Linked DNA regions of Homo sapiens: region 1 is linked to region 2. The links are chromatin loops, found by intact Hi-C in ENCODE. Cell type or tissue: body of pancreas. All regions are shown on one strand. Each heading gives the region's core, and the rest is flanking DNA. Links, peaks and the distances in the headings are about the cores only. Region 1 has its middle 130 kb from the start of TMEM130. Region 2 overlaps TMEM130 (transmembrane protein 130).

Region 1 (10,087 bases), core at 817-8,816, 97 kb after region 2:
TCCCAAAGTGCTGGGATTACAGATGTGTGCCACCGCACCCAGCCTGCACTTTGTTTCTTATTATTCTGCCTCCTGTGGTTTTTATCTTTTTATTTTTATTTTTATTTTTTTGATGGGGTATTACTCTGTCAACCAGGCTGGAGGGCAGTGGTGTAATCTCGGCTCACTGCAACATCTACCTCCCAGGTTCAAGTGATTCTCCTGCCTCAGTCTCCCGAGTAGCTGGGACTACAGGCACACGCCATCATACCCAACTAATTTTTGTAGTTTAAAAACAAAATTTTTTTTTTGAGATGGAGTTTTGTTCTTGTTGCCCAGGCTGGAGTGCAATGGCACGATCTCGGCTCACTGCAACCTCCGCCTCCTGGGTTCAAGTGATTCTCCTGCCTCAGCCTCCTGAGTAGCTGGGATTACAGGCATGTGCCACCACACCTGGCTGATTTTTGTATTTTTATTTATTTATTTTTTTTGTGGTAGAGACGGGGTTTCATCATGTTGGCCAGGCTGGTCTCGAACTCCTGACCTCAGGTGATCCTCCCACCTTGGCCTCCTAAAGTGCTGGGATTACAGGAGTGAGCCACTGCGCCCAGCCGTATGGTTTTAATTAAGCATTTTATTATTTCCTTTTGTTTACTCTCACAGCATCTCATTTATACTTAATTTTGTTTTCTTAGTGGTTCCCCTAGAGTTTGTGATACACAGATGCTCTTTGACTTAGGTGGGGTCATGCTCCAGTAAGCCCATCATAAATTGAAAAAGCCATAAACAGAAGATGCATTTAATACATGTTAATCTACCAGACATCGCCACTTAGCCTTGCCTACCTTAAAAGTGCCCAGAACACTTACCTTAGCCTCCAGTTGGCAAAATTACCTGGCGACACAGAACACTGTAGGGTATTGGTTGTCTACCCTGGTGATCACATGGCTTCCTGGGAGCTGCAGCTGCTCAGCGTTGAGAGAGTATTGGACTGCATAGCACTAGACCCAGACGAGATCGAAATTCAAAGTATGGATTCTACCGAATAGGTTTCCCTTTCACACCACTGCAAAGTTGAAAAATTATAAGTTGAGCCACTGTGAAGTGGGGACTGTCTGAACATTTTCTTTCTTTTCTTTTCTTTTCTGACAGAGTCCTGCTCTGTTGCCCAGGCTGCAGTGCAGTGGCACGATCTTGGCTCACTGCAACCTCTGCCTCCCAGGTTCAAGCAATTATTTGCCTCAGCTTCCTGAGTAGCTGGGGTTACAGGCGCCCACCACCATGCCTGCCTAATTTTTGTATTTTTAGTAGAGATGGGGTTTCACCATCTTGGCCAGGCTGGTCTTGAACTCCTCACCTTGTGATCCACCTGCCCCAGCCTCCCAAAGTGCTGGGATTACAGGTGTGAGGCAACGTGCCCAGCCCTCTCTTTTTCTTTTTCTCTCTCCTTCCTTCCTTCTACACTTCCCTCTCTCCCTCCCTTTCTCTCTCTCCCCTTCCTTCCTTCTCTCCCTCTCTCTCTTCCTTCCTTCTCTCCTTCCCTTTCTCTTCCCCCATTCCTTCCTCTCTCCCTCCCTGCCTCTCCCTCTTTCTCCTTTCTCTCCTTCCTTTCTTCTCTTCTTCCCTCTTTCTCTCCCTCCCTCCCTGCCTCTACTTCCCTCTCTTTCTCTTCCTTCTCTCCTTCCCTTCCTCTCTCCCTCCCTCCCTCTCCTTCCTTCTTTCCCTCTTTCCCCTCTCTCCTTCCTTTCCTCCCTCTCTCTGTATTTTTGCAGCAGGGTCTCACTCCATCCAGATGGGACACCGTGAACACAGCAGCTAGATGGAACATAGGCTGGGGATTGGGCAGAACTGAGTGTGAATTGCAACACTGACCTTGAGATTTGACCTTGGCCTTAGGCAAGTCACTTAACTTCTCTGTTTCCTCATCCGCAAGGCAGTAATAATACGTACCTTGCAGGGAGGTTGTGCAAAGTGAAGGAGATGAGAGAGTGCTCAACCTGGTACAAACCTACAATAAATTGCAGCGATGATGGTAATAACTATAAGTTCCCTGAGTGGCATTGTTCTCTCATTGTTCACCCTCTACCCACCCACTCTAACCCAAATGCAGAACAGCTGCTGCGCAGGTCCCCTTGGGCCCACATCTGCCTTTGACCTAGTATAGGCAGTTGCTAGTTTGTTTTTTCTTTCTCTGAGATTGTCCTTCAGCCTCATCTCTATACCTCAGGGTTAACCTGTTAACCTCAGGTTAACAGGTTAACCCTGCAAGACTTGGGGACAGGCTGTGTGGCTTGCTCCCTTTTTCACAGTAACTCCTCAGGACCCACAACCTTGAAGGAGCCCTGCAGATGCAGCCAGGAAGCCTAGCTTCAAAGGCACAAGGTGTGCACATTTGCCTTTGATTGAGAATGAGTAGTCTGGTGCACCTTTCTTTAATTTAGATAGGAGCCCACAATTTGTCAAGAGACAAATGGATGCGGGGCGTGGGAGGAACACAATTCAATGCTCTTCGGGTTTGGATGGTGAACAGATGTGCAATTCCTGGCTCTTCCAAGCTGTTGTCCGCAGACATGAGAATCACCTGCACACTCTCCACTTTGCACAATGAGAAGGAACAAGGTTGGAATAGACCCAGGGGATGTGCCTACAGGGTGTGGAACCTTCTAAGTCACCTTCAGAAAAGGCTCTGCCTAAAGAGAAGAACCGTATTGCTCAGAGCAAGGCATTGACTTCTGGTTGGATTGTAAGATCCACAGGCTGGCCACCCTGGTGGTCCTCCTGCTCTGCTGATGTGTCCCCATGTAACTGCCCCCTCATCCCAGCAGGTCAGATGATCACAGACACAGCCCCCATCCCAGCTGGCAGCGGATGGGACCCCTGATTACAGGAGACTTTTGGCTGGGGAGAGTCTAAGAGGGGACAGGCTGCAGAGAAAGTGTGAGAGGCACCATCTGCAGCAATGTCCTGGGTCAAAGCCCCTGCCCCAGGGTCCAGTGGGGAGGCTACCTCTCTAGGCTCAAACTAGAACTGCTTTAAGGGAGACAGGGGCCTTGTAGGGGAGACACTTCCATGGTAGAAAGGCCCCAGCCCCTGGCAGGGGAGGCTATGATCCAGGCCTGCACACTGCTATGTCCTGGGATCAACTGTCTCTCATACCTAGATCCATATGTTGAAATTCTAAACCCCAGGACCTCAGAATGTGACTTTGTTTAGAAACGGGGTCTTTACAGAGTTATAAATGAGGCTGGGTGTGGTGGCTCATGCCTATACTTCCAACACTTTGGGAGGCTGAGGTGGGAGGATCGTTGGAGCCCAGGAGTTTGAGACCAGCCTGGGCAACAAAGTGAGACCTGAACTCTACAAAAAAATAAAAATAAAAACATTAGCTGGGGATGGTGGCTCCCCCTTGTAATTCCAGCACTTTGGGAGGCCAAGGTGGGAGGATCACTTGAGTCCAGGAGTTATGGACTAGCCTCAGCAACAAAGAGCGACCCCAACTCTACAAAAAAATCAGAAAAATTAGCTGGGCGCGGTGCCTTCCATTTGTAATTCCAGCACTTTGGGAGGCCAAGGTGGGAGGATCACTTGAGTCCAGGAGATAGAGACTAGCCTGGGCAACATAGTGAGGCCTCATCTCTAAAAAAATAAAATAAAATTAGGCAGGCATGGTAGCACACGCCTGTAGTCCTAGCTACTCGAGAGGCTAAGGCAGGAGGATTGCTTGAGTCTGGGAGGTTGAGGCTGCAGTGAGCTGTGATTGTACCACTGCACTCTGGCCTGGGCAACACAGTGAGACCTTGTCTCAAAAAAACAAAACAAAACAACACAACACAACACAACACAAAACAAAACAAAACAACAAAAAACAAAAAACAAACCAAAAACCTGAGGGTGGTTTTGAGAAACCCCTGAACTTACATAGCTGAGGTCTTGCAGTTTGGCTACCGCTGGATACAAGCCCACACCACCAGGGGGCGCCGTGGTGAGAGAGTGAGCCTGGCTCAGGTGAGAAAGCCTCCTCTTGGAATAAGTGAGTGTTCTTTTCCCAAACAAGAGGGAACAAGCCAGACACCTCATTATTAGCTCATATTCCTTTCCTCTCCTTTTTCTGAGCTGGAGCTAGGAGCCTCTCCACTCTTCCATGGCAGAAGGCTGACAAAAATGCACTGTGAAACCCCGCCGGTGAGAACAGAGCTTCTCCACCTCCGCCATTGTTCTCCTGAACTTCTTTAATTCTTCGTTTTAAAATATTTATGAAAGGAGTGTTTCTAGACCCAAAATGTAGTTTTAGACCTGAATGGTCTAAATGGTAGAATGTGTCACTGTATCGCCAACAGCGATTAGAATTCATGAAGCCCACAGGATGACTCTCCCTGCAGCTGATCCGCCTTTTCAGGGTCATTATTAAGGAACTGGTTTCGGGGAGGGAGGGAGGTCCTGTTTCTCTTTCCTGCATGGCTTGGACTCCTGACAAGGACACACGGACAATTCCCTTTTATTACATCTGAGCCACCTCCAGTTTTCCACAGTTCTGCGATCATTAAAATAACATGGAAGGCCAGGCGTGGTGGCTCACACCTGTCATCCCGGCACTTTGGGAGGCCGAGGATGGCGGATCACCTGACATCAGGAGTTCGAGACCAGCCTGGCCAACATGGCAAAACCCTGCTTCCACTAAAAATACAAAATTAGGCAGGGCATGGTGGCTCACACCTGTCATCCCAGTACCTTGGGAGGCTGAGGCAGGCAGATCACGAGATCAGGAGTTCAAGACCATCCTGGCCAACATGGTGAAACCCCGTCTCTACTAAAAATACAAAAATTAGTTGGGCGCGGTGGCGGGCACCTGTATTCCCAGCTACTCAGGAGGCTGAGGTAGGACAATCACTTGAACCCGGGAGGCAGCGGTTGCAGTGAGCCAAGATTGGGCCACTGCACTCCAGCCTGGGCAACAGAGCAAGACTCCTTCCCAAGAGAAAAAAAATAAGTGATATAGAAGACTAATGATACCCCAAAATCACCACGTAGGAAAATTAGCTTTCTCATTGTTTGAAGACAATCTTCAGAGTGTTTCCTTGTCAGGGCAGAGCAGCCTTAAACCCTCGGTTGGGTTTCCTTTCATCCTGATTCATCTGCCTAATTCTTGGGAGGATTCCACTTTGAAAATGTAATTGACCATAGGCGAAACAAAGGCCATTGATGGCTTTGCGAGAGAGCATGTGTATACGGTATTTGATGGGCTAATTTTACCGTGTTTTAATTACAACCCTGGATAGCATAATAAATTTGTGTTCAATTAGGCTGAAGTCATCAACTGCTGAATACATTATACATTTTGTTAAATCAGCACAACTGATGTTATAAGCTTCACTGTAATATCAAGCAAAGATGCTGTTGTCAGATGAACTTAGCCTCCCAATCCCTATTCAAACATGTATGCATAGACATAGAATTGGTTAAATAAAGAAATAACAACTTTATCATCAATATGAATGTGGACATAAAATCCAAGCATGAAGCGTAGAGCAAAGTCCACAAGAGATCTGTAATGCTCTCTGCCTGCACGGCTGTAAGCTACAGAAATAGGGTGGTCATTCAGGCAAAACTCACTCTCCTGCTGAACAGGAGGAAGCAGAAAGGTTCAGGCTTGATCACCACAACTTTGACCCATAGCTGCAGCAGATATTTTGAATGAAGTGCAGATTAAATATTCTAGCTTTTGGGCAGGGCGCGGTGGCTCACGCCTGTAATCCCAACACGCTGGGAGGCCAAGGCAGGTGGATCACGAGGTCAGGAGATGAAGACCATCCTGGCTAATACGGTGAAACCCCGTCTCTACTAAAAATACAAAAAATTAGCCAGGCATGGTGGTGGGCGCCTGTAGTCCCAGCTACTTGGGAGGCTGAGGCAGGAGAATGGTGTGAACCTGGGAGGTGGAGCTTGCGGTGAGCCGAGATCACGCTGCTGCAGTCCATCCTGGGCGACAGAACAAGACTATCTCAAGAAAAAAAAAAATTCTAGCTTTTTTTTTTTGTTGTTGTTGTTCTAGCTGGAAAAATAAACCAAAATGGTGATTAAGAACTGGAGTGGACATCACTAGTGTTCACCAGTATCCCATTCTCCTCTCCTTCCTAGCACAAGGATGCCACATCCTTGACAGTAGGCCAGTCTGTGCAACTAGATCTGGCCAATGATATATAGTATAAGAAGTGTCATTAAAAACAGCAAAAAACAGACAAAAGAAGTGGCATATGTCCCTTTTGTGCCAAGGCACTGAACAGATGTCTCAATTCTCCAGTCTCTCTTCTTCCCTTGTCTTGATGATTGAGAAGGCTTCCATAAGCCTGGATCCCTGAGTGACTGTGTGGAGGAAAGCATATCCAGCCTTTCCTCCTGGCCCTGTCTGCACATGCTGGATATACACGATGAGCGAGAAAGAAATCATTGTTGTATTAAGTCACTGAGATGTTGGAGTTATTTGTTAATGCACAAAGCTTCTCTTAATGACTAATATAAGAATTAAAAAATCATTGAGGCTGGGCACGATAGGCTCATGCTTGTAATCTCAGCACTTTGGGAAGCTGAGGTGGGAGGATTGCTTGAGCCCAGGAGTTCAAAACTAGCCTGGGCAACATAGTGAGATCCCGTCTCTACAAAAAGTAAAAAAAGAAAATTAGCCAGGTGTGGTGGTACACACCTGTAGTCCCAGCTACTCTGGAGGATGAGGTGAGAGGATCGCTTGAGACCAGGAGGTTGAGGCCACAGTGATCTGTGAGCATGTCACGGCACTAACAGAGTGAGACCTTGTCTAAAAAAAATAATTGAAATATGATAAAATATGGTAAAACCCAAAAAGAACATCAGCTTGGGCCATCAATTTATTGTGTCTCTGATGAGAGAGCTTTAATGAAGCCAAGACAGTCTCTTGGAGGGCTTGGGGTCATTATTTTGGTCATTAATGGTTAATGTACACTAATATGCCACTGTGTCTTTGTCTCTTGGCACCTGGGCCATAGTTTTGACCTGACCTTCCTAGGTCCTATGTTTATAAAATATACCTAGAACTTCATTCATTCATTCGTTCATTCATATATTCTAAGCATCAGGGTATGTTAGGGACTGTACCAGGAGCTGAAGGGGGAGTTATTGGGAGTTCATCACGTGGTAGGCACGGTGCCACAATATTTCACGCATTATCAGGCTTAATGCTCACCCCACTACACGTGGCAGGAGGCATACTCATCTGCATTTTAGGGAATTGGAGGAAGGAAGGAACTTGTTCAAGGTGCACCTCCAGGGAGCTGCCAAAGCAGAATCTGAGCCTGACCTTTGGATCTGAGAAACTGCACTTTAGCCACTGCCCAGTGGTAGCAGGATGACTGCCTGCCAGCCACGCTTCTGAAATGCCAACCTGTTCTTGTCACTCCTCTACTCAAGCCCTTCAAAGACTCCCTACTGCTCTTGGGATAAAATCCCATGTCTTCAGCCTGGCCTCAAGGCCCCTGCAAGCAGGTTCATGCCTGCCTCGGCCACCCCAACCTGAACATAAAATCCTGCTCTTTTCTGTCTCAGTGGGTTGAGGGCTGTTTCCTTTGCTGTATTCACTGCCCCATCAGTGTGACATCTGTGTCCAGCTGTGAAACCTTTCCTCTTTCAGGAGCCAACTCCCAGGCTTCCGTCCCATCCATGTGGGTACCTGGGCTGCTGGGTGTTGAAAATCACCAGTGCCTGTCACATGATTCCCCCATGGGACTCACTGTGAGGCCACGGGCTCCTCTTTTCCAGGTAAAATTATTTGCGGGTCACCTGGGGAAGATATCACAGACATCCCAGGAAGGTGCGAATTAAACTTCACAGAACACATAGATTTTAAGAGGAGCTGAGCGGCAGGGCATGGAGGCTCCTGCCTGTAAATCCCAGCACTTTGGGAGGCCAAGGTGGGTGGGTCACTTGAGGTCAGGAGTTTGAGACCAACCTGGCCAACATGGTGAAACCCCGTCTCTACTAAAAATACAAAAATTAGCCAGGTGTGGTGGCGCACGCCTGTAATCCCAGCTACTCCAGAGGCTGAGGCTTGCGAATCACTTGAACCCGGGAGGCGGAGGTTGCAATGAGTTGAGATTGTGCTACTGTACTCCAGCCTGGGCGATAGAGCGAGACTTCGTCTCAAAAAAAAAAGTGTCAGACTTTTAGTTATCACCACTTACCCCTCTTTTTCTCTTCCTTGGTGTCCATCCCTCCTGTAGCATTGGCGTGGTTCACTCCCAGCTGGACACCCACCTTGGACCAAGGTCCCTCAACGTTGTCTCGTGGGCTCAGCTTAGTGCTTGCTGCATAGCAGGACTCAGAATATCCAAACACGTTTCATGTGGGGTGACTCTGGCAGATCTGAAATGACAGACGGCCCCTTGGCGGGGCAGCCGCAAGTCCCAGTAATGCCAGCACTAGCTCCGAGAGGGAAAATTCATTCCTCAACCGCTTCCTGGAGACCCTTCTCCTATGAACAGAGAGTTGTGACTGCCTGCAGCTGATTAGGCCCTTTTGATCCTAAATAGCAGGGATTAGCACTCATGGTCCTTCATGGTTAAAGAGGTCACAGCTGAAGGAAGAGCTGGAGAGAGCCGCCTCTTTCCGCCTAAACTCGGCCCAGCTCCTGAATCTCGAGAGCCCGGATGGATGCTCTGCAGGTGGTGTATTTATCTGAACAAAACCTCCACCTCCCAGGCCCACCCTAGATACTTGATGGGAACCTGGAGGTGACACCTGTCATCTCAAAACGTTCCGCCCATGGCTGGGGTGGTGCTCAGATTCTGGAACTGAAGACAAGACCAGCACACATCCTCCTTTTCATCCCTATCTGCCTCTAACACCAAGGTGGTGGGTGTTTCCTGCGGGTCAGGAAGCTGCAATGTTCTTCCCAGATGTATGCATCTCTCCCCAGGACAGCTGTTCCCAATCCAGGCTGTGCACTTCAATCACAGACTCTTTAGGGTGGGGCCCATGCATCAGTGTTTATTTTTATTTATTTATTTATTTATTTATTTATTTATTGTGATCCTGTTTCTGAAAGTGCTCACAGACAGCACGGGACACAGCTGTCATTCATTATTTGTTCATTTGGCAAACATTTTCTTTTCTTTTTTTCTTTTTTTTTTTTTTTGAGATGGAGTTTCTCTCTTGTTGCCCAGGCTGGACTGCAGTGGAGAAATCTCGGCTCACTGCAACCTCTGCCTCCCAGGCTTAAGTGATTCTCCTGCCTCAGCCTCCGGAGTAGCTGGGATTACAGGCGCGTGCCACCACACCCTGCTAATTTTTTGTATTTAGTAGAGATGGGGTTTCACCATATTTGTCAGGCTGGTCTTGAACTCCTGACCTCAGGTAATCTACCCACTTCAGTCTCCCAAAATGCTGGGATTACAGGCTTGAGCCACCATGCCCGGCCCGTTTTTGTTTGTTTGTTTGTTTTTTGAGACAGATTTTGCTCTTGTTGCCCAGGCTGGAGTGCAGTGGTGTGATCTCAGCTCACTGCAACCTCTGTCTCCTGGGTTCAAGCAATTCTCCTGCCTCAGCCTTCTGAGTAGCTAAGATTACAGGCATGCACCACCACGCCCGGCTACTTTTTGTATTTTTGGTAGAGACAGGGTTTCACCATCTTGGCCAGGCTGGTCTTGAACTCCTGACCTCAGGTGGCAAACGTTTTCTGAGTGCCCCTGTCGACCAGGCACGGGGCTGGTGGCTGGGTGTTGAGAATCACCAGTGTCCATCACATGATTCTCCCATTGGACTCACTGTGAGGCCATGGGCTCCTCCTCTCCAGGTAAAATTGCCTTCCCCAGCTGGGGAAGATGTTCCACGCATCCTAGGAAGGTGTGAATTCAACCTCATGGAACACGTAGCCTTTAAGAGGAGTTGAGTGGCTGGGTGCAGTGGCTCACCCCTGTAATTTCAGCACTTTGGGAGGCTGGGGCGGCAGGATTGCTGGAGTCCAAGAGAGTTTGTGATCAGCCTGGGCAATGTAGTAAGACCCTGTCTCTACAAAATATCAAAATAAGTTAGACAGACGTGGTGGTGAATGCCTGTGTTCCCAGCTACTCAGGGGGCTGAGGTG
Region 2 (10,087 bases), core at 1,366-9,365:
ATCACGAGATCAGGAGATCGAGACCACCCTGGCTAACACGGTGAAACCCCGTCTCTACTAAAAAAATACAAAAAGTTAGCCGGGCGTGGTGGTGGGTGCCTGTAGTCCCAGCTACTCGGGAGGCTGAGGCAGGAGAATGGTGCGAACCCGGGAGGCGGAGCTTGCAGTGAGCCCAGATGGCGCCACTGCACTCCAGCCTGAGTGACAGAGCGAGACTCTGTCTCCAAAAAAAAAAAAAGAAGAGGTTGAGTCAGCAGGGACTTGGGTTCCCTGTGTGTGAGGGGGGCATTCTTGCCTGCCAGCTGCTCCCGAGGTGGCCTTGAGAAGGAAGAAGCAGGATGACAGAGCCTGAGCAGCGGAACCAGCCTGCACCCTCCCTTCTGGCCCAGCGACCTGGGCTGTGGCTGAGACAATAATGAGGCCAGAAGTAGCCGGAGCCTGTCAGGAAGGGCAGGGGAGGACTGTGGGGTCTGGGCTCTGTCGCTGTAACCATCTGCTCCCAGGCTGTGTGCAGAAAATGGCATTTACACTATTGTGCAGCTCATTCTCATGAAATACTGCCATTGTTGCTAAATAAAGCTTGTGTGCTCTGAATATAGCCAAGCATAGACGGTGTGGCCAGAGTCTCTCTTTTGTGCATGGACGTTTTTGCCTTGCAGACAGCAACGGCAGTGCTGTGACGCAGCAGGACATCCCACTTGTCCTCTGTGGTGAAGACAACTGAAGGGAGCCAGTTCAGGTCCCTGGAGGTGGGGAGAGCTGTCCCCAGGTGACTTGGACATGCATCCCTGTCTGAGACCTCAGGGGGATTCTAGAGCCAGAGGAGGAACGTGGACCACACCTGGGGACGTGTTGGAAATGCAGACCCTTGGGCTCGACCTGATACCTGAAGCAGTGCCTGGGTAGGGGGGCAGCCACCTGTTTTCACAAGCCCTCTGCGATTCTGGTGCATATCAGGTATGAGAACCACTAGTCTCTAGCAGGCTTCTTAAACTTTGAGGTTCATGAGAATTGCTAGAGATCTTGGTAAACAAGAATTTTCATTTTGGAGGTCTGGAGTGGGGCCTGGGATTCTGCGTTTCTTTTATTTCTTTTTATTAATTTATTTTGAGATGGAGTCTCACTCTGTCGCCAGGCTGGAGTGCGGTGGCGTGATCTCGGCTCACTGCAACCTCTGACTCCCTAGTTCAAGCAATTCTCCTGCCTCAGCCTCTCAAGTAGCGGGGATTACAAGCACGTGCCACCATGCCCGGCTAATTTTTGTATGTTTAGTAGAGATGGGGTTTCACCATCTTTGGCCAGGATGGTCTTGATCTCCTGACCTTGTGATCTGCCCTCCTCGGCCTCCCAAAGTGCTGGGATTACAGGTGTGAGCCACCACACCTGGCCTTATTTATTTTTATTTACTTATTATTTCTTTTAGACAGAGTCTCTCTGTCATCCAGGCTGGAGTGCAGTGGCACGATCATAGCTCACTGCAGCCTCGACCTCCTGGGCTCAAGTGATTCTCCCACCTCAGCCTCCTGAGTAGCTGGGACTATAGGTGCATGCCACCATCCATGGCTAATTTTCTGCTTATTTTTTGTAGAGATGAGGCTCCACTATCTTGCCCAGGCTGGTCTCAAACTCCTGAGCTCAAGTTATCCTCCTGCCTTGGCCTCCCAAAATGTTGGGGTTACAGGCGTGAGCCACCGCACCCAGCCCTGAGTTTTTTGTTTTGTTTTGTTGAGACAGAGTCTTGCTCCAAGGCTGGAGTGCAGTGGCACGATCTCGGCTGTCTACAATCTCTGCCTCCCGGGTTCAAGCGATTCTCCTGCCTCAGCCTCCTGAGTAGTTGAGACTACAGACACCCACCACCCCACCCGGCTAATTTTTGTATTTTTAGTAGAGATGGGGTTTCACCATGTTGGCAAGGCTGGTCTTGAACTCCTGACCTCGCATGATCCACCCGCCTCGGCCTCCCAAAGTGCTGGGATTACAGGTGTGAACCACCGCGCCTGGTCCCGTTGCTGTTGTTTTAAGCCACCTAGTTCGTGGTACTTTGTTTCGGCAGCCCCAGGAAACAGACTTCCCCACGTCATTTTCGGCAGCTCCGTCTCTCACATTTCATATCCATCCTGTGAGAAATCCTTCAACTGAGATCCAGAATCTGACCGCTGCTCCCTCCTCCCCTGCTGCCACCACCCTGGTCCCTGGCAGGGCTCTCATAATGCCTGGCAGCTCCTGCTCACCCCTCACTGAGCCAGAAGTTTGTCCACAAAACTGCTCCAAGACCACATCTTCCTCTGCCCCAAACCCTTCAGTGTCTCCCTTCTCAGAGCAAACCCCAAATCCTTCTGGTGGCCTCCCAAATCCCTGTCCAACCTGGCCTGTGACCTTGTCACCCCCAGCCCCTGCTGCTTGTCTGGCTGGGTCTTTCCCGAGTTGTTCCCTTTGCCGGGCAGGATGCTGTTTCCTGGACACGTGTGGGGTTCCCTCTCTGCTCCTTCACGGCTGTTCAAACATCACCTTCATCTGTGAGGTCAACTTGGCACTCTCCTCTCCTACCTGCCCTTATACTCATGGCATATGTCACCTTCTAACATACTATTTATTTATTTATTTATTTTTTTGAGATGGAGTCTTGCTCTGTCGCCCAGGCTGGAGTGCAGTGGTGCGATCTTGGCTCACTGCAACCTCTGCCTCTCAGAGTCAAGTGATTCTCCTGCCTCAGCCTCCCAAGTGGCTGGAATTACAGGCACCCACCACCAGGCCTGGCTAATTTTTTTGTAATTTTAGTAGAGACAGGGTTTTGCCATGTTGGCCAGGCTGGTCTCAAGTGATCTGCCCGCCTCGGCCTCCTAAAGTGCTGGGATTACAGGCATGAGCCACCACGCTTTGCCTAACATACTATTAATTTATTTATTTTAAAATTTATTTGTACTTTTTTTTTTATAGAGACAGGGTCTTACTCTGTCACCCAGGCTGGAGTGCAGTGGTGTAATCATAGCTCACTGCAGCCCCAGCCTCCCTGGCTCAAGCAATCCTCCCATCTCAGCCTCCCAAGTAGCTGAGACCGCAGGAGCCCACCCCCATGCCCAGCTAATTTTCAAAAATTTTTCGTAGAGATGGGGTCTTGCTATGTTGCTGAGGCTAGTCTGGAACCCTTGGTCTCCAGGGATCCTCCTACCTCGGCCTCCCAAAGTGCTGGGATTACAGGCATGACCCACTGCAGCTGGCCTTAACTTATTTATTTAATCTGAGCCTTACATGGTATATAAACTTGAAGAAAGAAAGGATTTTGCCTATTTTGTTCACTATTTCTACTTCTAACACCCAGAATACTACCCAGCACATAGCAGGTGTTCATTAAATATTGTTGAAAGGAAAGAGGGATGGCGTGAGGAAGGGAGAAAGGGTTACTTCCTCACACTTGTGTTGTAACCTCACAATGACTGGAATTAGGGGAGGGAACACAAGACTCTAAGGAACAAACTCAATGTCTGTCCAGACTGTCCAGAAGACCCCATAGGTCAGGACAAATGGCCCGGAAGCCCTGGTGTGAGACGTGGTGATGTCCAGGTGTCAGGAGGCAGGGGCCTCCCTCCCTGAATCCTGGAGAGAGGGACTGCGGTGTGGGCCCCTTCTGGCATGGCGGCCTCTTGGACATCAGATCGGGCAATTATCCATCCTTGGAGCAGAAAGCCACTGGCCTGGCTTCTGAGAGTGGTGCCTTGTTCTGTGTTGAGGAGGAAAGGTCAGAGGCTGGAGGCTGGGAGAGCAGGTGGGCTGTAGACAGTGTGGCAGGGGCTGAGGGAGCAAGCTAAGCTGGGTCCCATGTGGTAGTGGGCCAACGGGCCGAGGAGGCTCCAGGGTCATCAGGCAGGGAATGGGTCAGAGTCTCTTAAACTGAGCTACCCTAATCCCCAAGGGATCCATGGAGAGCATTGAGGTACTTGGATGGGAAAAATTACATCTTTATTTATGTATTTGTTTAGAGACAGGGTCTTGCTCTGTCCCCCAGGCTGGAGTGCAGTAGTGTGATCACAGCTCACTGCAGCCTCGAACTCCTGGGCTCAAGCGATCCTCCCACCTCAGCCTCCCAAGTAGCTGGTACCACAGGTGTCCATTGCCACACCCAGCTGACTTTTAAATTTTCTGTTGAGACGGGGTCTTGCTATGTTGCCCAGGCTGGTCTCAAACTCTTGGCCTCAAGCAATCCTCCTGCCTTGGCCTCTCAAAGTGCTGAGATTATAGGTGGCTAATTTTTTAAGAAAGTTTTTGTAGAGATAGGGGTCTTGCTGTGTTGCCCAGACTGGTCTTGAACTCCTGGCCTCAAGTGATCCTCCTGCCTTGGCCTCCCAAAGTGCTAGGATCACAGGTATAAGTCACCACACCTGGCTAATTAAAAAAAATTTTTTTTGTAAAGATGGGGTCTTGCTGTGTTGCCCAGGTTTGTCTCGAACTCCTGGCCTCAGGTGATCCTCTTGCCTCAGCCTCCTGAAGTGCTGGGATTATAGGTGTGAGCCAGTGTGTCCAGCACTATTTTATATTATGCTTTTGAAAACATTATTCTGAGAAGAGGGCTTGACTTGACTTAAAGGGGTTCATAGTGCCAAAAATTTCATCAGTAGGTGTTTTCCTTTATATAAAATTTCATCAGTAGGTGTTTTCCTTTATATATATATATATGTATGTATGTATGTGTGTGTGTGTATATATATATATATATTTATTTATTTATTTGTTGAGACGGAGTCTTGCTCAGTCACCCAGGCTGGAGCGCAATGGCGCGATCTCAGCTCACTACAACCTCTGCCTCCCGGGTTCAAGAAATTCTCCTGCCTCAACCTCCCAAGTAGCTGGGATTACAGGCACCCGCCACCATGCCCGGCTAATTTTTATATTTTTAGTAGAGACAGGGTTTCACTGTGTTAGCCAGGCTGGTCTTGAACTCCTGAGCTCAGGGTGATCCGCCCGCCTTGGCCTCCCAAAGTGCTGGGATTACAGGCCTCCCAAAGTGCTGAGATTACACCCTGTAAGTGTTTTCTAGAGAGGCCCACATAGGCAATGAGGGGTGATGGAGGACACTACTTTCTGGGGGCCTTAGAAGATCTAGGAGATGAAGTGCCAGGGCCCCAAGCCATCTGCATGCTGTGCCCAGTATGTCCAGCAGGTGGCAGTGTCTGACCGGCTATGCTTTCTGCAGGCTCCCAGCCTCTGCCAGGTGCACCGGGGGGCATGGCGGGCAGAGGGGCATGGATGGGCAGGGTCCTGGCATTGCAGCACCTGCCGACACACCTGCATGAACACACAGGCACACTGTACGCACACACATATACTCACATTCACATTGGTGAAACAGCCAAGCTGGCAACCAACTTCTAGAACCTTCAGCCCCTTCCAGGACAGAAGACATTCCTGGGACTCTGGCCCTTGAGAAATCTTTTCAGAAGAGGAGGTCACTTTTGTTTTGCCTCTTCTTTTTCTTGCCCAATAGCTTTTCCGAGAAATCTACAGGTCAGCATGAGTCAACAGCTACAGCCACAAGATAGTTTGACTGTGGGTTGAGGAAATGGAGATCTGTGTTCCAGCCTGGCTCTGTGACCTTGGGCCAGCCACTGAATCTGTCCAAGCTTTTGTTTTTTCATGTTGTACCATGTGGATAAAGAGGGAACTCGCTGTAATCTCAGCACTTTGAGAGGCCAAAGTGGGAGGATCGTTTGAGGCCAGGAATGTGAGACACAGCCTGGGCAGCACAGCGAGACCCCATCTCTACAAAAAATAAAATTAAAAAAATTAGCTGGGCATGATGGTGGGTGCCTGTAGTCGCAACTACTAGGGAGGCTGAGGTAGGAGGATTGCTTGAGCCCAGGAGTTGGAGGCTGCAGTGACCTAGGATCACACCACCGCACTCCAGCCTAGGTGGCAGAGCAAGACCCTGTGTCTTTAAAAAAAAAGAGAGAGAGAGAGAAAAAGAGGGAAAGGGTGCGTTGGTGTGTTTTTCTAGGCATTCATTCAGGAAACATTGTGGAGGCATCCACAGCTCGCTGCCCTCGGGACCCAGCAGAGCCTAGATACCTGCCCATTTTTTCCCAGCTTGTTGACCATCATGAATCACACAACTCAGCAATTAAAAGATAACCCACTTTAAAAAAAAATGGGCAAAGGACTTGAATAGACATCTAGCCAAAGAAAATATACAAATGGCCAATAAGCCCATGGAAAGATGCACGATGTCATTGGTCATTAAGGAAATGCAAATCCAAACCACAATGAGACACCACTTCATACCTCCTAGGGCTGTTGATTCTATAGGAAGAAGTGTGAAGAGAGACTGAGGGAGCGGCCCACCTCCTCCCTGACCCCCTTTCCAGACTGTGCTGTATTTTCCAGCTGGGAATGGAAGATTCTATAGGAAGAGGTGTGAAGAGAGACTGAGGGAGCTGCCCACCTCCTCCCTGACCCCCTCTCCAGACTGTGCTGTATTTTCCAGCTTCTCACCGGCTCTACATGTGACCCACAGCAACCCTTGCCCTATAGTCTCCCGAGCTGAGCTTCTCACTGGGGAGGGGAAGCTCCTAAGTGAACTCCTCCCTCTGCAGGCATCTTTCTGACCTGTTTTCTGCTGGGCATTGGGGACAGTGGCTCAGAGGCGTGCAAGTCCCGGCTGCCACTCCCTTCCATCAGATGATGGGGATCAGCTGCTTCAGGGCCCCGGAGCAGGGTTGTGGTGGGGAGATGAAGGAGGGAGGGAGCAGAGGCCACCAGCTGGACCCCTGCATGAGATCCTGGGGAGAGCAGGGAGGCCTTTGGGGATCCCGGGTGCATTAACCACTTGGTGCCACTGTCGCCACCTCGGCTCTGGACAGCTGCTCATTCCGGGGCTGCCACCACTGTGGACGGCGTGATCAGTCCACCTGTTTCTCCCGCTTCTACTATCCCCCTGTGTCTGCTCTTCTCTGTAAACTGCACACTGTACATGTATGCATCATGTGTGTGTGCATGAGTGTGTGTACGTGTGTGGGGGCATCTGAATGATAGGTACTTTCCTTCCTTTCTTCCTTTTCCTGAGACAGAGTCTCACTCTGTTGACCAGACTGGAGTGCAGTAGCACCAACATGGCTCACTGCAGCCTCAACCCCATGGGCTCAAGGGATCCTCCCACCTCAGCCTCCTCAGTAGCTGGGACTATAGGCATGCATGACCATGCCGGCTAATTTTTGTATTTTCATAGAGATGGGGTCTCTCTGTGTTGCCCAGGCTGGTCTCAAACTCCTGAAACCAAGCAATCTCTCCACCGCAGCCTCCCAAAATGCTGGGATTACAGGCGTGAGCCACCACACCAGGCTCGTTTTTGTATTTCTGTTTTTTTTTTTTGAGACGGAGTCTCGCTCTGTTGCCCAGGCTGGAGTCCAGTGGCGCGATCTCGGCTCACTGCAAGCTCCGCCCCCCGGGTTCACGCCATTCTCCAGCCTCAGCCTCCTGAGTAGCTGGGACTACAGGTGCCCACCACCACGCCTGGCTAATTTTTTATATTTTTAGTAGAGATGGGGTTTCACCGTGTTAGCCAGGATGGTCTCGATCTCCTGACCTCGTAATCCATCTGCCTCGGCCTCCCAAAGTGCTGGGATTACAGGCGTGAGCCACCGCGCCTGGCCCATTTATGTATTTTTTTTGGAGAGACAGAGTCTCACTGCGCTGCCCAGGCTGGCCTCAAACTCCTGAAACCAAACGATACCCTCAACCACAGCCTCCCAAAGTGCTGGGATCACAGGTGTGAGCCACTGTGCCTGGCTCAATGCTGGGTGCATTTTAAAGTCACGAGAGAGTGTGTGTTGAGTTAACATTTTGGAGACTGTGATCAGCAAACAGTCCCCAGCGCAGACACCCTCTCTGGTGGGGTTTGGGTTTTGCTGCCTTTTAATTTTCTTCCAGCTGCCTCCAAAGCACCTTTGTGCTCCTAGGAACAAGCACTGGGTGTTGGGGGCGGGGTGGGGGGGCGGGGTTGCTATAAGCTCTTCTGAGAGGAAGCCTCAGGGAGCAAGGTCCCAATGGCCAGGCTTCCCTTTAAGACAAGGTTGTCCTGCTGAAACCAGGTCCTCAACTCCTAGGTCCCCAAAGGGCATTTGACCCGACACTGGGCTGCTGCAGGCTTGGTCCTGGGGGAGACTGGGGGTGTGTAGCAGGAAGTGCTTCTCTCAAGCAGAGACCACAGCTTGTGTCTCTGGGCCACACACTGGAGCGTTATTTTCCAAACTGCCGCTGGGTCAGCTCACTCTCCCACTCCAAACCCTCAGGGATTCCCCATAACATTGAGCCCCAGGTCCAAACACTTAAGGATTATCATCCCAGCTGCTACCCTCCAGCTCATTTGCTACATCTTTCACACTTTGCTTGTTTGTTTGTTTTGTTTTTGTTTTTGAGACAAGATCTAGCTTTGTTGCCCAGGCTGGAGTGCAGTGGCATGATCATAGCTCACTGCAGCCCCCAACTTCTGGGCTCAAGTGATCCTCCCACCTCAGCCTCCCAAGTAGCTGGGACCACAGGCGTGCACCACCACGCCCAGCTAGTTTTAAAATTTTCTGTCGAGATGGGGTCTCACTATGTTGCCCAGGCTGGTCTCAAACTCCTGGCCTCAAGTCATCCTCCCCCCTTGGCCTCCCAAAATGCTGGGCTCACAGGCATGAACGACAGTGGCATCTGGTCCCCCGATTCTGCCTTTGTTTATTCCTTTCTATTAAAACAATTTTTTTTGCTGGGCGCGGTGGCTCACGCCTGTAATCCCAGCACTCTGGGAGGCCGAGGTGTGTGGATCACAAGGTCAGGAGATCGAGACCATCCTGGCTAACACGGTGAAACCCCGTCTCTACTAAAAATACAAAAAATTAGCCGGGCATGGTGGTGGGTGCCTGTAGTCCCAGCTACTAGGGAGGCTGAGGCAGGAGAACGGTGTGAACCCGGGAGGTGGAGCTTGCAGTGAGCCGAGATTGCACCACTGCACTCCAGCCTGGGCGACAGAGCGAGACTCCGTATCAAAAAAAAAAAAAAATTTACTATTGAGCAGCTTGCAGACTTTAAGATCAGAGTGTTGTCTCTCTTGCAATAAATGCTTTCCTCCTTTTTTTTTTTTTTTTTTTGAGATGGGGTCTTGCTCTGTCACCAGGCTGGAGTACAGTGGCACAATCATAGCCCACTATAGCCTCAACTTCTTAGGCTCAGGGGATCCGCCTGCTTCAGCCTTCCAAGTAGCTAGGACTACAGGTGTGTGCCATCGCACCTGGCTAATTAAACTTTTTTTTTTTTTGTAGAGATGGGGGTCGCCCTATGTTGCCCAGGCTGGTCTTGAACTCTTGGGCTCAAGGGGTCCTCCTGTTTTGGCCTCCCAAATTACTGGGATTACAGGCATGAGCCTCCACACGCGGCACCTTTTCCTCCTTTGCAATAGCCCTTTTGAAGAAAGTCTCTCCTTACTAAGCCTGGATTTATTTTTATTTGACACTCTTGAGAGATGGTTGTTAGTGACTGGGCTCAAATTTCAGGAGACTCAGCAGGAAGCCTTCCCTCCTGTTCCCTGGGATGTGTGGGCCCTACCGGAGGCTCTAAACAGGGCCCCACAATTGGTGGGGAAAATGCTTTCATGTGCGAAGGAGCAAAACCACACGATTTTAGCCCCAAGTCTATTACAACACACAGACAGGGTTAGACTCCCCCAGCCACCCTCTCCCCACACAGCCCAGCGTCATCCCCCACTAGTTCAGCATTCACAATAAAAGCCAGGAAACAAAAGACGGTCTCATGCAAAGACCTGGAGACCTGATCTGTTCTTGGAACCAGGAAGGGGAAAATGCACCAAGAACAAAACAGAAATTAATCTCTCAGTGATTCCTCCTACCTGAGCACCTCACCGAGGTCACAGAGCTGGGGGCCGCAGAGCTGGGATTTGAGGTCCTGGGCTGCTGGATGGATCACCACCCTCCTGGGCATCTCAGCAGGTGCTTCTTAGACTTTCTGACAGCTGACCTGCCCGAGGCCCACCTATCCCAGAGTGACCAGGTGGAGGTTGGACCAGGAAGATGGGAGCTGAGCCGCAGGAGTTGCTGTGACC

What was found. A loop is a pair of places that touch in the nucleus more often than their neighbours do. Peaks named below come from ENCODE experiments on the same cell type or tissue, not always from the same donor. Only the 100,000 strongest peaks of a DNase experiment are listed, where the experiment ranks them.
Region 1: it touches region 2 in a loop (2.3-fold over the local background); 58 of 110 quality-filtered maps call a loop at or near these places.

The regions. Positions count from the first base shown.
Region 1 is chr7:98,739,768-98,749,854 of GRCh38, reverse strand. No RefSeq gene overlaps it. Among named protein-coding and RNA genes, the nearest start is that of TMEM130, 130 kb to the left of the region's middle. In body of pancreas, for the core only: a CTCF peak has its summit at 3,946 (motif pointing right); a DNase peak (open chromatin) is centred at 3,964.
Region 2 is chr7:98,837,011-98,847,097 of GRCh38, reverse strand. TMEM130 (transmembrane protein 130) reads left to right here. Exons shown (of 8, transcript NM_152913.3): 8 at 1-608. Among named protein-coding and RNA genes, the nearest start is that of TMEM130, 28 kb to the left of the region's middle. RefSeq lists an enhancer at 5,214-5,263. In body of pancreas, for the core only: a CTCF peak has its summit at 5,158 (motif pointing right); DNase peaks (open chromatin) are centred at 5,177 and 5,587; H3K27ac peaks cover 1,037 bases.